2 separate regions of the Homo sapiens genome follow, and region 2 is linked to region 1. The links are chromatin contacts, found by Hi-C or POLR2A ChIA-PET in ENCODE. All regions are on one chromosome and are shown on one strand. The core of a region is the stretch at or near the end of the contact, and the rest is flanking DNA. Distances in the headings are between cores, read along the strand shown.

The links. Hi-C counts contacts between places; a loop is a spot of excess contacts on that map. ChIA-PET counts read pairs that join two places held with the same protein, here RNA polymerase II (POLR2A). Pooled maps may share reads with other maps.
Region 2: a map of PC-3 shows a loop between it and region 1 (2.4-fold over the local background). The contact joins two enhancer-like sites. A Hi-C loop is called at or near these places in 4 of 168 maps with a recorded cell type or tissue (GM12878, PC-3, endothelial cell of hepatic sinusoid and 1 more) and 2 of 50 pooled maps. POLR2A ChIA-PET finds 5 or more read pairs at or near these places in 2 of 52 experiments (Caco-2 and WTC11).

The regions. Positions count from the first base shown.
Region 1 is chr9:110,712,598-110,716,095 of GRCh38, forward strand. The region is part of intron 5 of MUSK (muscle associated receptor tyrosine kinase); the gene reads left to right. Among named protein-coding and RNA genes, the nearest start is that of MUSK, 46 kb to the left of the region's middle. Within about 2 kb of position 1,939, at least 2 of the 41 ENCODE cell types and tissues checked have a DNase peak (open chromatin) inside an H3K27ac peak, as active enhancers do; they include PC-3, where a contact is called at or near this core.
Region 2 is chr9:110,750,972-110,754,469 of GRCh38, forward strand. The region is part of intron 7 of MUSK (muscle associated receptor tyrosine kinase); the gene reads left to right. Among named protein-coding and RNA genes, the nearest start is that of MUSK, 84 kb to the left of the region's middle. RefSeq lists a silencer at 1,838-2,132. Within about 2 kb of position 1,965, at least 4 of the 41 ENCODE cell types and tissues checked have a DNase peak (open chromatin) inside an H3K27ac peak, as active enhancers do; they include PC-3, where a contact is called at or near this core.

The DNA.
Region 1 (3,498 bases), core at 689-3,188:
CAACACCCCAAAGGATCCTTAATGCAGTGACCCATGAACCACACTTTGAAAAACACTGACTTCAGGTTTTCTACTTAGAGGGACTTTATTCCAGATGAATCTAAACAATTCAAGGAGAAAGCTTATCTGCAAATAGTAAGATATCAATGTTAGGATAGCTTCAAATTCATCCATTTGTGGAATGCCTACTATGTTCTATGCAATGAGGTAATTCTTAAGGATACAGACGAAAGAGAGATGTGGTTCATTTCTTGAAAAGTGTTCAAATTCAGTGAGGAAGATGGATATGCAAACAAGTAAAATGCAATATATTTACAATGATAGAAGTTTGTGTAGGGTTATATACACAGGACAGAGGAGATAGGGAAAGGTCAGGGAAATCTTCAGAGAGGTGAAGGCCAACAGGGCTTTGATTGATGAAGAGTGAGGAGCTCTTGGTGAGGATCATATCACATTGAGGGAGGAAAAAGAAAATAGAGGAAAAAATTCAGATTTACCATGCAAGCACAGCCTGACACTGACTCATAACCAGGGAGTAAAAGAAGGATTAGAGAGTTTGGGACAGTATCTATTAGTGGTGCTATAAAAACAGAATAAACCATGATTTGACTCACAGGCTAACATGGAGATCATCTTCTTGGTATCTTCTCTTGGACCTTTTTTTCTTTTTTTTTTTTTTTGAGACAGAGTCTCTCTCTGTCATTCAGGCTGAAGTGCAGTGGTGCAATCTCTGCTCACTGCAACCTCCGCCTCCCAGGTTCAAGCGATTCTTATGCTTCAGCCTCCTGAGTAGCTAGGATTACAGGCATGTGCCACCATGCCCAGCTAATTCTTGTATTTTTAGTGGAGATGGGGCTTCACCATGTTGGCCAGTCTGCTCTCAAGCTCCTGGCCTCAAGTGATCCACCTGCCTCAGTCTTCCAAAGTGCTAGGATTACAGGTGTGAGCCACCATGCCTAGCCCTCTCTTAGACATAATTTTAAACGGGTAGATACCTAACATCCTGACAATGTGGGAACCTATGGTTTGGAGGCATATGGCCTTATCTGGCATCCAGAATTCCATCTAAAAGGTTACAGAAATGTTCCCAACCCAAGCCACTTTAGGCAACTGGGATACTGTGGTATGATTTAAGATTAAGTTTATGGCTTCTATTTATTTTTCCAACTAAAATTTCCGGTTGGCTAAAACAAAAATCTTATTCTTAATAGACCTCAGCTCGTTTAACGCATGTCAGAGTGCAGGCATCTTCCAGAGCTTAGATCAAAAAAGTTATTTAAAAGTAAACTAAGATTTTGATAAACGTACCATGGTTATACAGGATGCTAACATTAGGGGAAGTTGGGTGAACAGTACATGGAAACCTTCTATACTATCTTTGCAACTCTTATGTAAATCTAAAATTATTTCAAAATAAAAATGTTTTAAAAAGGTAAACTAAGAAATACTTCTTTGTCCTGGTAATTAAGCAGTTTAGCATCTCCTCCCATCAAAAACAGAAAATGAACTTTCTTTAAGAAGAAAAAAGTGAATCAGGAATGAAGTCACATATTTTATTGGCTGATGATTAAACTTCTAATATATTTTCAGAACCAGTTTAACAAAAGTGCGGTTGCTTTATATACACCTAAGACTGAAACAAAAACAAGTAAACTTTGTGTAGCTCTTGTCTGATTTACATGGTAAACATTTCTTGCTCGTACCCACTATTCACCATCCATATTTACAAGTGAGAAAAACGTTACCATCTCAAAGGCCACAGAAATGTTCCCAACCCAAGCCATGGGAGGGAATCCCACATCATTGAGGCAGGCAGCCCTTATTTTGTCCTGGAGAAGAGAGTCACTGTATTTGAGGATGATGTGTATGTTTTCTAAAGGAGCTTGCCTTCTGACTCCTTCAGAGTTGGAGCCACAGTGGGTAAACCTCTTCAGGCATTGCCCTGCTTCAAAGCAGACAGAAACGTAAACAGTGGCAGTACACCAGGATCGGGTTTCTTTGCTTTAGCTACCAAGAGTCAGGAAAGAGAAACCAGGTATTTATTTAGGTTTGTCATTATTGCTAGGTTTTCTTTTAATGATAAGGGTTTGAGAAAAGAAGTATCTGTTCAGAAACAAAGTATCACAGAGCCTCAATAGGATTACTTTTTCAACCACCCAGGGCCACGTGTTTTTTAAGTCAAATATAAAAACAATTTAACCCATTTTGTTCTTTGTAGTCCTTGCCTTCTAACAGGCATCTCCAACTCAGTTATTCTTAAAATATGATGCTAGATGAGACAAATAGTCTATTTAAGAGCAGATTCAAATAATCTGTATAGATGAGCATCTATGTTTTAATAACAGGGTCGAAAGAATTTCTCTCTCTACAGAGTGATTTCTCTGTCTCAAATAATTCAGTTTATGAAAGGAGTTAAGGATATGCTTTTTAACACCGGAAAAGGGTACTTAACATGATCAATATCTAGGATACAGCCAGCTAAAGCAGATTGACGTTACAAAATAAAATAAAGCCTTCTCCCTTTGAAGTCCGCTAAAGGAACAGCTTTCATGACTCAGAAAGATATCCTAGAGATCAAAAAAGCTCTGGAGAAAGAAAAAGAACTAGAAGACCTGGCTTCAAAATTTACCTCTAGTACTTCCCAGTTATGAGTTAGCTGCTATATTAATTAATTGCTTTATATAAATCATGTCATTTAATCTTCTCCACAATTCTATGAGTTGAAAGTTAATAACTACGTTTTCTGGATAAAAAACCTGAAGTTCAGAGAAGTTGAACAGCAACTCAGAAAAAACAGCTAGTGAGAGTGAAGTGAGGATCCAATTCTACCACCTGGATTGCTGTTAGGGTATTGTACATGAGTGTAAGGAAAGTATCCTACTACTAAGATTTTGACTTCCCAACCTCTGAGTTTGTCCTTTGAAAAAGCCCTGCAATGGTGTTCTTATTTACCAAATGGTCAGAGATTTTCTCAAGATATTGACTATAAGGAAAATGATAAACAACTTAATGAAATGGCACTATGAAAATAAAATAATCTAGGAACAAATATTATTTTATTTTCATAGTGCCATTTCATTAAATTGCAGCACTATTCACAATAGCAAAGACTTGGAACCAACCTAAAAGCCCATCAATGATAGACTGGATAAAGAAAATGTGGTACATATATGCCATGGAATACTATGCAGCCATAAAAAGGAAAGAGATCATGCCCTTTGAAGGGACATAGATGGAGCTGGAAGCCATTATCCTCAGCAAACTAACACAGGAACACAAAACCAAACACCACATGTTGTCACTTATAAGTGGGAGCTGAACGATGAGAACACATGGACACATGGGGGGAACAATACACACTGGGGCCTGTTGGAGGCTGGGAGTGGGAGGAAGGAGAGCTTCAGGAAGAGTAGCTAACGGATGCTAGGCTTATTACCTAAGTGATGGGCTGATCTGTGCAGCAAACCACCGTGGCACACGTTTACCTATGTAACAAAC
Region 2 (3,498 bases), core at 715-3,214, 38 kb after region 1:
AGAGCAGGTGGTCAGGAATCTCCCCCAACCTTCAGTGCAGTAATCTTTAGAGCCTACTCATCATAAGTACAAAGGTGGTTGTGAAGGCAGTGCTATAACCACTGAGGGGAACCTAATAAAATGGGTATATCTACTCCACACAAGGGAAGATTCATCCCATGGACACAATCTTTAAGATGCCGAGAGGACTACAGGGCATGATTGCCACCATACTATATGCAGCAACATCATGACTTCATTCCTGTCCTAGCCCAGATGAGAACCTGATCCAACTCCATAAACGGAACACCAACAGGGAAATCTGTAACCTTAAAAAAACGGCATCTTCCAGTGGTAGAAAGAGCCTAAAGGTCTGAGACAGGCAGTATAGGAAGGCCATGTCCTAGGGTGTAGGGAGAGGTCATCTTAGATATCAGTGTTGAGAAAGACCAGAATGAGGATGGGGACAATCAGCAATGGCCACCCAGGAAAAATAACAGTGGAATTTGCATGGGGGAAGGGATGGTGGGAGCAATGCAAAGATTGGCATGTGGCAGCAGAGAGCAACTTGCAATCTGCTGCAGCAGCAGAGGTGAGTGCCTATGAAGAGCAGTTATCTCTGTAGGAATAATGGTTGTGTAGACTAGAACCAGCTATGACTTTTCATGAGCTTGACAATGGCAGTGCGATGGAGGTCAGCTTTAGAGTGGGGAGAAGTTGGGGACCCTGGAAGTGAGGCTTGAAGCCACTCTGGACAGGGGTATGTTTACAGTAGCTACCCAAGGAACTTGGGTAGAGGTAGAGAAGGCAGCATAAGGAGAGGGTTAACCTATAACTGGGACCTGGGACTTTGCTCTTCTGAACCACAAAGGCAACAATTAAATCTGACCATATACAGAATCATAGTGCTGCACGATGTTCGGAGTCAAGTAAAGAAATGAGAGTTGTTACTCGAAAACTGAAAAATGGAAAAGACTAAAAAGGTCTAGAGTGGATATGATAAATGAGAAACATGCCTATTAATTAAAAAATTGCTACACATCTAGTGTTATTCCCTGGAATAAGACCCTTTTGTCCAACCCCTGATTTGTTTGTCTGGTTGATTCTCACTGATTATTAGGGGACTTGACACTCCTCGACTTTTCCCAAAATTTCCCGAGGCAGACCTAATAAGGGTGTGTCATGAGTGTGATTGAATAAGACTTCTGAACTCCCATGAGACAACTTCCATTTTCTCTTCCTCTTTGACCTGCTCTTGTGAGTTAGACCTGCTAGAAGCCCCATGAAGGTCCCTCTGGAATCACTGAGGAAACTACCTCCCAACACTGGGGTGCTCCGTGGACTGATATTTTAGGGAAATGAGGCTACTTCGATGAAAAAGGGATCCTTGGAGCCTCTTTCATTCAGGGTCATTTGAAAGAAGCATGGCCTTATGCTCCCCAGATCTCCCAGAACTCAAGTATGGTATCTGCTTTCTCCATTTCTGCTTTTGGCCCCTCTCTCGGCATCCGATGAGGCTGGCCAGAAGTCCAGAACTTCAAGTCAGACATGGCGCCTCTTTTGCCATTCTGGCAATGCTTCCTTAATGCCAAACTCTGCTGTCTCATTTAACCATCTCCATCCTCCCCTATGTGACTAGTACCCCTAGTAGTCAACAGCCCCCTCTGTCATGTTCCTCGTGTTTCCCTTTGAAATTTCTACTCCATCTGTTTATTTGCTCTTCCCAGCAGGAAAACTGGAAATGGAAAAAGCTGATCTTATGCTTATGCTTAGGATTATGTCTAATGATATTTCTAGTGTTTGAAGGACAACAAAAAATAAAGATCAGGCTTCATTTTTCCAAAACCCTTCCATGTGTCTGCCCAAATCCTTATGCATTGTTTTAGAAATGTGATATATTTCTTTCTGACTCATTTACATTTACTGTTAGTCATCAAAAGGAGTCAGAAAAACTTTTGGAACCTCTCCCTATGAACCAGGAAGTTGCATTTCCCCTCCAGTCACAACCCCATAAAGCCTCAAGTTGCAAAGTAAACTTGCCAGGATGCTGGGCATTTGGCAAGATGCTTCTCTTTGTCATCAGAACCCTCAGCCCTGTGGAAGAAAGCAAGACAGCCTATGATACCAATAGTGAGCATAGTCCTAAAACAGCCGGAGACCATGAAAATGGACACAGGGATTCAGAAGAGAAAAATACAGGCCGGGTGTGGTGACTCACACCTGTAACCCCAACACTTTGGGAGTCCGAGGTGGGCAGATCACCTGAAGTCAGGAGTTCGAGACCAGCTTGGGCAACATGGTGAAACTCCATCTCTACTAAAAAATACAAAAATTAGCCAGGTATGGTGACGCATGCCTGTAATCCCAGCTACTTGGGAGGCCGAGGCATGAGAGTCACTTGCACCTGGGAGATGGAGGCTGCAATGAGCTGAAATTGCACCACTGCACCACGGCACTCCAGCCTGAGCAATAGAGTGAGACTTCATCTCAAAAAGGAAAAAAAAAAAAAAGAGAGAGAGAGAGAGAGAGAAATAAAATACATATTTGTATTTCCCATTCTCAATGGCACCAACAGGTCCTTCATCAGAGAGTGCAGTCCATGGTTCTATCCATGTTTATCCAGTCTCAGAGTACAGGGACGAGCCTATGGTCACACACCCCTCTAATGTAAGCCGCTCCCCATTCTACCAACAACCCCCACTTTCTATATTGCCCCTTCTTTGAATCGACCTCAGGGTCTAAGCCTTTTGGTCACTAAATTTAAAAGTCACATGAATACAAGTAGTATCAAAACTGAGCAGGAGGGAAAAATCTGATGTGGTAATACTGGAGTCTCCCAAACTCCCCAGATGAACCACATGGTTTTATTTTTCTTATTTCAAAAGAGGTGATGTTTCACACTACTACAGAAAAAAAAAATGGAACTTTGAACACTATTTCATAATCAGTATAGCTGATTGAATGTACTGACATGTTTCATGCTCTTTCTCATGTCTGATAGCCACACTCCTGTTTCCTCCCAATGTTGGAGATAATTCTTGAGACTTGGTAACAGAGCAGTAGCACGTAATTTGCTTTACCACTCAGTGCTTCAACCATCATAGGTAAAGAGTGTTCTTATCAACAAAACAGACACCATCCCTGGCATTCCATGCTGGCTTTCTCTGGTTTTAAATTAATTAAAGTCATTTTGTTTTTGTTCTTAATAAAAGGGAAAAGGATAAATGAGTAACAGCCAGTAGCCACATTAAATTGCTACCAGATGTTCTGCAGTTAGGCATAAAAGGTAAGCATCCTTTTACAATCAGGCAGCTTTCTTATATTAGAACAGTTCTGTTTCAGAAGAGAGCCAATGTTTTTGCTGACTTCTAGATAATTTTAAAGATACTATAATATTGGTGGATATTTTAAGAATTTTTAAATACTACAAATATTGGTGGGATATTTTGAGAATTTTTTAAAATTGAATTCTGAGCTTAAAGCACTTTATAGTTGCAAGGTTCTTGGACCCCTTCCTCA